Linked DNA regions of Mus musculus: region 1 is linked to region 2. The links are chromatin contacts, found by Hi-C or POLR2A ChIA-PET in ENCODE. All regions are on one chromosome and are shown on one strand. Each heading gives the region's core, a stretch centred on a gene start or an enhancer-like site at or near the end of the contact. The rest is flanking DNA. Distances are from core to core; before and after follow the strand shown. Region 1 overlaps Gm5544 (predicted gene 5544). Region 2 holds the start of Notch2 (notch 2).

What was found. A loop is a pair of places that touch in the nucleus more often than their neighbours do. ChIA-PET counts read pairs that join two places held with the same protein, here RNA polymerase II (POLR2A).
Region 1: a map of CH12.LX shows a loop between it and region 2 (1.8-fold over the local background). The contact joins the enhancer-like site here to the promoter of Notch2 in region 2. A Hi-C loop is called at or near these places in 2 of 37 maps with a recorded cell type or tissue (CH12.LX and gastrocnemius). POLR2A ChIA-PET finds 5 or more read pairs at or near these places in 2 of 5 experiments (Patski and embryonic stem cell).

The regions. Positions count from the first base shown.
Region 1 is chr3:97,962,807-97,967,434 of GRCm38, forward strand. It overlaps Gm5544 (predicted gene 5544), which reads left to right. Exons shown (of 2, transcript NM_001033779.2): 2 at 3,500-4,212. The coding sequence starts at 3,609. The coding sequence ends at 3,980. Among named protein-coding and RNA genes, the nearest start is that of Gm5544, 35 kb to the left of the region's middle. Within about 2 kb of position 2,170, at least 1 of the 3 ENCODE cell types and tissues checked has a DNase peak (open chromatin) inside an H3K27ac peak, as active enhancers do.
Region 2 is chr3:98,011,102-98,016,029 of GRCm38, forward strand. It overlaps Notch2 (notch 2), which reads left to right and starts at 2,437. Exons shown (of 34, transcript NM_010928.2): 1 at 2,437-2,670. The coding sequence starts at 2,598.

The DNA of each region.
Region 1 (4,628 bases), core at 920-3,419, 49 kb before region 2:
GTCTGGACCCTCCTGCTTATTTGTGGGTTGTTTTGCCCCACCCCCTCTACACAGCCCTATTTCTCTCTAGCTTCACTCTAAGGAAAAGTTAAGTCCCCACAAGACTCATTCACAGACCCAATGCTTTATGGAAGTCCCCAATGTCTTTCTCCCATTCAGTGTCTCCTTCCTTCCTCAAGATAACGTGGGAGCTTTGGGTATATCACTAGTCAGCCAATAGCAAAGACTGGTCTCTTACAAAGAGAGGAGCTCTCTTACAAAGAAGCTCTGGCATATGGTTGCAGAGGCTCAAGTCTGAGGGTCCACCTGGTGATGCCAGAGGCCCAGGTTAATACAGGTCATCACTTGGGAAGAAACAAGAGTACATGTGTTTGTGTCTGGCAGCTCTCCCCTTTTTTATTTTATTTTATTTTATTTTATTTTATTTTTTTATTTATTGATTGATTTATTTGGTTTTTTTCGAGACAGGGTTTCTCTGTACAGCCCTGGCTGTCCTGGAACTCACTTTGTAGACCAGGTTGGCCTCGAACCCAGATATCTGACTGCCTCTGCCTCCCAAGTGCTGGGATTAAAGGCATGTGCCACCACCGTCCGGCCCTCTTTTTTTTTATTACAAAATATTTTTAAAGATTATTTTTAACTATACAGATGGGGGTGCATGAGTGCAGGCACCCACAGAGGCATCAGGCAGTTGTGAGCCAGGGAACCTAACGCCTGTCCTCTGTAAGGGCAATGTGCAGTTTAATGACTGAGCCATCTCTCCAGCCCCTTCTCTTCCTTTCATAAAGTCACCAAGAGTCAGCCCTGGCGGCTCTATCTGTCTAATTTTAATCCTCCCCAAAAGTCCCACCTCTAAAGTCCATAGTGGGATTAAGTTTCTTCAGCCTTAATACATCACAACGGGGTTTAATTTCAACACACGGAGCTTGGGAGAGACTGGAGCCAAATGCAAGCCGCAGCAACAGGAAGCATTTATAACGTTAAGTAAGCAAAAGAACAGGGCACAAAAACCTGTGTGCAGATTATCGTTCTCATTGTGTAAAAGTCAGTAAATGAACAAAAATTTATGAACCTGTAAGGAAAATGAGATTAGAGGAAATAAAATAATGAGCTGGTAAGATGAAAGAATTGTGGGGTTTTGTTTTTTTGTCTAAGATTTATTTATTTATTTTATGTGCACACACTGTGGTTCTCTTCAGACACACCAGAAGAGGGCATCAGATCCTATTACAGATGGTTGTGAGCCACCATGAGGTTGCTGGGATTTGAACTCAGGACCTCTGGAAGAGCAGTCAGTGCTCTTAACAGCTGAGCCTTCTCTCCACCCCCTCCCTTTTTTTTTTTTTTATTCTTCATGCTCTTTTTTTTGGGGGGGGGGGTTTCAAGACAGGGTTTCTTTGTATAATCCTGGCTGTCCTGGAACTCACTTTGTAGACCAGGCTGGCCTCGAACTCAGAAATCCGCCTGCCTTTTGCCTCCCGAGTGCTGGGATTAAAGGTGTGTGCCACCACTGCCCGGCTCTTCATGTTCTTAATGTTTTTTATTTAAATAATTTTGAGGGATTTTGCTTGTTTTGGTTTTGTTTTTTAAAAAGGAGGTCTTACTATGTAGCCCAGGGTTGGCTTCAAACTCATACTCTTCCTGCCTGGGCTTCATGAGTTTACAGATGTGAGATCACAAGCGTTGCACTACTATACCTGAATAGCTCCCTTAGAAAATTAATGTAATAAAACATTCTCTTGTAATTTAGGAAGAGACTTGTTACAATGGGGTCAGGACAAAATTAGTAATAACAACTGCTGAAAGGAACAGAGTGGAGAAGCCTGTTGTTGATAAGGTGATGTGGATGTGAACTTGTGAATCATTCTGCTTGTGTGTGAGCTGATGTTGAGATCTGATCCACGAACCCTTAGGGAAGGCACAAAGCCACTCCTCACCCTCGCCATTCACAAAAGGGAGGGAGGAAGACTTCAGACATGGTAGGCAGTCATGAGCTGGTAGAGGTACTAAGTTTGGGGGCTTCTAGCATGCTTCAAGGATGGAGCACTGCAACTGTGTTACCATTTATTTTTAGAAGTTCTGTCCTCGGGAGGCGGGCATACTGTTCACCTCTCACTGAATTAGCTGTGTTCCACGCAGCCTTTGGACATCTTTCTGCTGTAGCAGCAATCGGATCAAAGCACGTGTCAGAAAGAGAAGTGAAAAACACCAGATGTGAGCGAAACCACAGGGGGAGTTTTCAGCCAGGCGGTGTACACCGGATGACCCCGTTTGGAATGTGGCCCAGGACCGGGATAGACAGACCAGCAAAGGATGAGACAGGACACACAGCCGTTATTGATCCCGATTGGAGCCAAATGTGGTTAACTTGGTCTATGACCTTGCTCAAGTCATTGACCTCTACATGACTTTCACCATCTGGGCAACACATGGGCTGCTCATTTCCTTTCAGGAAAAACTCATGGCAACCATGTTAGTCACAAGAAGTAAGAAGGAAGCAGGACCTGGTGACCCGGTGGGTGGTGACATATTATACCCGAGCACATGAATACCACAATATGGACGTGTAGGTATGAATTTTATGAGAAAAGTGTGTATGAAAATACAGGATTAAAGACCGTGCCTCATTAGTTCAAAAGTAAATAATCTTAATATTGACAATCGAAGGGTGTAACAGGACTTTTTGTTTTTTAGTCTTTCTTTGCCTAAGGTGCTTCAGAAATCCAAGGGTCAGACTAAAGCCCTAGCCTGGCACATATTTAGGGAAGTAAATGTTAGTAGAGAATGGAGCTTACTCCAAATTCTTACTCTTTGCCACTTAGATGCTGTGTGCCCTTGCAGAAGTGATAGTTGTGAATGTCAGGTTCCTACTCTACTATACGAGGCCAATACTAAGATATACCTCATGGGCTTGTGAAGGCTGAATAAAGTAATAAACCAAAAGAGAGGAGGAGAATGCTGGGTATGCGTTTGTTATTATTATCCAATAAGAATAAAGCTCTGCTTTAAAAAAAAAAAAAAAACAACTTTTTTTTTTCTAAATCTTGGGGAGTTGAACCTTGGACCTCATGCATGTTCACTAAGTACCATAATGGAGGCCTGCTCTTTTCTGAGGGGACATGAAGAAGCAGTAGATCTGAGGTAGAGAGAAGGTGTGGGGAGGGGGGTTTTGAGAGGAGGGGGAGAGGGGAGGCTTCTGCTCTTGGGATGTATTACATGAGAGAAGAAGAACAACGACAGAAGAATCTTTCCTATCTTACTCATCTGTGCAGAACACTGGTCCCTCTAGACTTTAAACTAAGCTTTAGTCACTAGGCATCAAAGTCATTTTGTTCATCTATTCCTGTCTCAGCTCCTCTGAGTCAGGTTGATGCCACAGCAGAAGTCTCTGAAGCATCCGTGAGTCCTCTGCCCTTTCACCCATGAGCCTCTGATGTATCAGGATGCCCTGTCACCACTAAGGCTTAAAAAGTCTGATTTTTTTCTCTCTCTTTAATAGGATAGCTCACAGCCAAGACCTCAGGGAGACACATGAGGAATGAGGAAGAGGAATCCTGATCCAGAGATGAATTACTGCCTCCTCCAACCCTTCAAGGTGGCAGAAGGCTATGGTACCAAGTCCAGGAGCCAACGTGCTGGAATTCATCTTGGGTCTCCTACTGAGGAAATGGCTCTACATAAGAATATGGGAGAGGAAAACCCAAAGTGGGCCCATGAGAAACTCGATAGTTAAGCTTCAGGCCTGTTGGGGAATGATGGACAGACCTTTCAGAGCTTCTGAAAGTTGGGGATCACATTTCCTAAAGATACAACAGGAAATTGATTCCAAACAGCAGAAAGAAGTACAGGGAATCATGGAATTGGCCTGGTCTAGCTGTCTTGAGAGGTGTGGGTCGTGGAGTTTTCAGGTTAGGGTCTGTGGCTTCTGGGGCACTATGTGCCTTTCAATTCCTGAGAAACTGAGTCACTCCCTCGGGTAGTGAAACATTCATGCCAACTGTATTCTCTGTATCCCAAAGAAATCAGTGAAGCATATAAGAAGGCTGGACAATTAGTCTTAGACATTAATCTTGTGTGCAATCATTGTATCCTGGCAGTTATAATTCTATTCTTCTTTGTAGCTGCCATTATATTCTGTATCTGATAAGGGTATAAAAAGTCTGATTGCTTGCAATAAACTTGTCTCAACCTTAGGTTTTCGGAGACCCCTTCAACCTGAGCCTGATTTTCATTCCCACTGACCATTTCAGGAGACCCTGGTTTGGTAAATAAGCCCTTTCCAAGTGTACTCTTTAAAAATATACTTATTTATTTTTAATTGTGTGCACATGTGTATATGTATATGCATGCGTGACTGCAGGTATGCTTGGAGTTCAGAAGAGCACATCAGATCCTCCTGTAGCTAGAGTTATAGGCAGTTGTGACCTCCCTGATGTGGGTGCTAGAAACTGATCCTGGGACTTCTGCAAGATCAGTAGACACTCTTGATCAATGAACCATCTCTAGCCCCACAGACACTCTTGACTTCCACCCCTGCCGTACATGGTTATGTGAATCAGGGGAAGAAAGGCAATGTTTCATTGCCAAGTCAGTAGCTTGTAACCCCTGGGGCCTGTGTTGCTTCTATG
Region 2 (4,928 bases), core at 1,187-3,686:
AGATTTTGTATGTGTGTGTCTGTCTGTCTGTCTCTGTGTATGGTGGGCATTGTGCACATATATGTGGGTGCCTGTGAAGCCAGAACTATTAGATCTCCTGGAACTGGAGTTATACGAGGTCACGGGCCACTTGACATGGGTGCTGGGAACCAAACTCTGGTTCTCTGGAAGAGCAGACTTAGCTTTTAACTGCTAAACCATTTTCCCCACCCCTCTGCCTGTTATGGTAGGGGAGAGCAAGCTCGGGTTAAACCCACTGGACTGTTTCCCCAGCCCTGAAGGTTATTGTCTTTAAAGCTGTCACCCTGAGGAACACAGCTACAGCCACTTCTGGAGCTGTGCCTCAGGGGTGAGCACCTTTACTCTCTTTTGTATGCATGTTGGTTGTGAGAAATCTGATCTTTGTAGGTCAATTTAAAGTTTGTATCGGCAACTCACGATTTACCCTCTTACGTGAGTAGAGATTAGACTGGTAACACCATGGGTGAACAAATGAAAGTTAATGTTATTACTCTTCTTTAAACACATGGCACAAGCAGAAATTGCCTAGTGATTTTCACTAACTATACTATTTTTAAATTTAAATTTGGTTTTATTTTATGTGTATGGGAGCTTTGCCTGCGTGTATCTCTGTCCATCATGTGCATGCCTGGTGCCTGTGGAGCCCAGGAGAGGGAAGTGGATCCCTTGGAACTGGAGTTGCGGATAGACGTGAAGCACCATGTGGGATGTGGGTGCTGGGGATTGAACCCAGGTTCTCTACAAGAACAGCAACCACTGAGCTATCTCTCTAGTCCTCAATTATGCTACTTTTTGAAAAGAGCTTCTAGGGTCCCAATGTGACCGTTTGCAGTAAGTACTAGCTTCTCTTTCCCAAGGTAATGTATATGTGTATGTGGTATATTATTATTTGTGTTTGGTATAAGGTATATGTGTGTGACATATGCTGTATGTGTGTGATATATGGTATATATGTATGATATATGCTGTATATGTGTATGTATATATTCATGTGTGTGGAGGTCAGAGGACATCAGATATCCTGTTCTATTACTCTCTAACTTATTCCCTGGTTGGGGGGGGGGGGATCTCTTACTGAACCTGGAACTGGGCTACCTGCTAATTAGCCCCAGAGATTCATTTAACTCTACTCCCTACAGCTGTTTGAGGCATGTGCATAGTCAAACCTGGCTTTCACTGTGAGTGTTGGAGATTTGAACTCAGGTCCCCGTGCTTGCACAGCAAGCACTCTTTCCCGCTGATCCATTTCCTCAGACTCTATAGTGCTTATTAAACTGCAGTTTTAATGTTCACACCCATTTGCACTTGCTGAACGGTATTCTGCATTCTAGGTCACCATCTACTAATTGATAGGCACTAGTGATGAAGGCCATGATCCTGGGCCATAAAGACTTCCCCGTGTAGTCAAGACAGAAATACAAACAGTCCTGTGTTACTTATGCAATTCCTCGTAGTTGCCAATTTCGTTCTACAAATGCATTTATTCCTAAGACAGATCACACCCTCCACTCTCCCACTTTGGAAATTGTTAGTGTAATAGCTTTATCTTTTAAAAACTATGCACACAAACGTCCATACAATGTTCAGTGTTGTTTGGAAACATTTATATGTAAATGGCATTCTTAGAGTCTCGCTCTGCGATTCGTGTTTTCATCATCATTTTGGTTTTACGGCTGACGTATATGAAGATGGTATTTTCAATTGTATTGCACTTATAATTATGCATTATTCATCTAGTCCCTAAGGGTGGGGCATTTAGGTTACTCTTCACTCGCAGCTATTAATAGGTTATAAAGAGTATTCCTGGTTCTTCTTTCTATTTTCTACACCTTTGACTAGAGTTTCAAGCTCCTGCTGTCTCTTGAAAGCCTCCCCTAAATTCTTCTAGACCCTAGAGCGGACGATTCCAGTGTCCCAAGCACCTTGCTACACGAAGTTCACTAAAAGAACCAAGGATGGGTGGGTGGATGGACGGATGAATGAACGAAATGCCCAGAGCATCTTAAGGAATGTCCTCTTAAGAGTACTTTGGCGCCTTTGCCCTCTGCCTTCCGTTGACAGTCTCGTTTTTGCTCTCCCTCATTCCTCTAACCAGCCAAGAAGTGTGTGGGTGGGTGTGTGGGGCATGAGGTCTGCCTCTCTCTACAAGTTCAGGACCCGGGTAAACCCTAGTGTTTGATGTTGGGCGCTTCAGCCGCCCCCCTTTCCGAGCTCATGGGCGGGCTCGGCGGTCGAGCGGGCGGAGTACGGGGTGCTGCTCACTCAGATCCCTCCGCGCGCAGAGGACCGGCGCTTCTTTCTGCGGGAAACCCCTGGGCGCGCGGCGGCGACGGGGGCGGAGCCTCGCGGTGGGAGGAGGCCGAGGCGGAAGGACACGCGGGCCGCCCAGCCGCGCGGCGCAGCCAGAAACTTTCAGCCAAACTTCGGGCGGCGGCCTGGCTGCGCGGAGTGCAGGGGCGGCGCAGCGGGAGCTCCAGGACTCAGCGAGCCGCGGGGGCAGGGTAGAGCACGCGAGAGCCGGGCTCCTGGTCGGGACCCGCTCCCCATGCGGATCTGCTCTGGCTGCGGCCCCGAAGATGCCCGCTCTGCGTCCCGCCGCGCTGCGGGCGCTGCTGTGGCTCTGGCTGTGCGGCGCGGGCCCCGCGCACGGTGAGTACCGGGCGCCCGGGAGACCATCCCTCTCTGTCTCTGCGCTACGGGGACTGCGTCTTCCAAACTGCCTCGTCCGGGCCTCGAGTCTTGGCAACGCGTAGCGTCCCGGGTTCCGCGTTAGCGGGGTCTCGGGCGAGCAGCTCGCGGGCCGAGGTGCGAGTGTGGTCGGGAGGGCGGCGGGGGCTTGCGGCGTTCCCAGCTTTTGACACCCGGATCGGTCGGTTTGTCCGGAGGAGGAGTTGGGCGTGGGGCTTAGGTCTTGGATAGGTGGAGGCAGCAGTGGGGGAACTGGTGTGGCAGCGTGCTGAGCCACATGATTGAAAATCTCAACTGCTGTTATTCTTTCCGAGGCGCGGAGCTCTGCTGCGGTTCCAGTGTGCGTCCAGCCCCAGGAATGTGGTGTGACGATCCCCAACTCCTCCAACCTGGCAGCAGCTTGCTGCTCTTTTGGCACCGTTGGGGGTGGGGCAGGGGCAGGCGAGGAAAAGTGGAGACGTTGCTTGATCCGAAGTGCTTGCTTAGAAAGGCTTGTTATGGTGGGATATTCCGTGCCCCCTCGCTAACTTGGTGGGAGCCAGGAAAGGAAATCGGATCATATTTTACCCACTCCACCCACATCTTTAGATTTTACATTTCTTTGGAATGTTGTATGGAAAGAACTTCGGCTTTGGAGTCCAGCTCTGTAATCCTGGATTCAAATCTTCTGTATTAACTCACCAATAAAATGGGGATGAAATTACCCAGCTAATAGGATTAATTAAAAGAATGTATATTAAACCCGTAGCACTTAAAAGATGTTCAGAAAAGTTGTTTCAGGGCAGGAGCAGCGGTTTGGTCTGTGCTTCCAATGGGGCTATGTCTTGTACTGGTTTGAAGTCTGTGCTTCCAGTGGGGCTATGTCTTGTACTGGTTCGAAGTCTGTGCTTCCAGTGGGGCTATGTCTTGTACTGGTTTGAAGTCTGTGCTTCCAGTGGGGCTATGTCTTGTACTGGTTTGAAGTCTGTGCTTCCAGTGGGGCTATGTCTTGTACTGGTTTGTTGAACTGGTAGGGTCCCCCTTTACTCAAGAACAATTAACTTTTACCAGAAAAACTCTAGTACATTTCCTCAGAGAAGGGATGAGTTTCAGAAAAGTATGGTCTTTGTTCATTGTAACAGGCAGCTGACATGCCAATCGCAGATGCTTTGAGGAAGACTCGATTATTTATCACCTGCAAACAGTGCTGGGCTGTCCAGCATCAACCAGATACTTTCTGGAAAATTAGAATGTCATACATTGCTGGGTCTGTAGGTTTTCAGAAGTGGACCAGGATTGAATTCAGGATTGAATGGTTCCCGAAAGTTTTCCTCAAAACTCAACGATGGCATTCTTGCCTTGCCCCTTTTCTTTGAGTGAAGCTGTTAGCCCTCAGTGTAGACTTAGTGTAAAGAGCTGTATGATTAGTGTGGTTTTTTTTCTGAGGATGAAAGTGCTTGGTCCCCCACGACTTGTTTTACATAGTAAAGTAACTTTAGTCTTCATGACCTGTGTCTTTTCCCATATGGAATAGGATTCAAAGCCTAACTATTTTTCTCTTGAGTACTTCGGGGACTAGTACGTAAAGTGACTCACAAGTGCTAACGCTGGCAACAGAGATGGGATGAGGCTGGCACACGGGCTTTCTCCCATGTTGAACCCCAGTGCGCTGAACTGATGCCCCCACTTCTGCTAATGCAGGCCCTCGCTGTCACCGATATCGGTTGGGGCGTCACACTGAGTGTCAGTCCAGCTCAAATGTAGGCATTTTGGGTTTTGGACAGGTGTTCTTTAGATGCTAAACTATTCTCATGAAAGAGATTAAAGAGCTAGTTGTTGTTGCAAATCTTAAATCTTCCCAGGGTCTAGCAGGGAAGCTTCCTAATCTATTATGGTGTATTTGCCAAGGTACCAATTATAACTCTCCCTCCCTAAGTTTTGAGTGTTCCCGTGTTTGGCTCGTGGCCAGTTGTTAATTTGAACATCACTGGTTCCTAAGGCAAGGAGCTGTCAACCCATCTGTGTGAGCTTCTGAACAATTCTCTGGACCACCCCTTACTCCCCTTACTTCTGGCTTGCTTTTGGCTCTGCGGTGGGAGTGACTCCCTGGTTTTGCTGTCACCTAGACACTTTCTCAGTTGAATCCCTACTATAAAAAGAACAAGTTTTTTTTTTTTTTCCTTTAGGGTGGAGATAAAATTCACCCTATAACTATTTCCCGTTTTTCTTTCTTGGAGGGA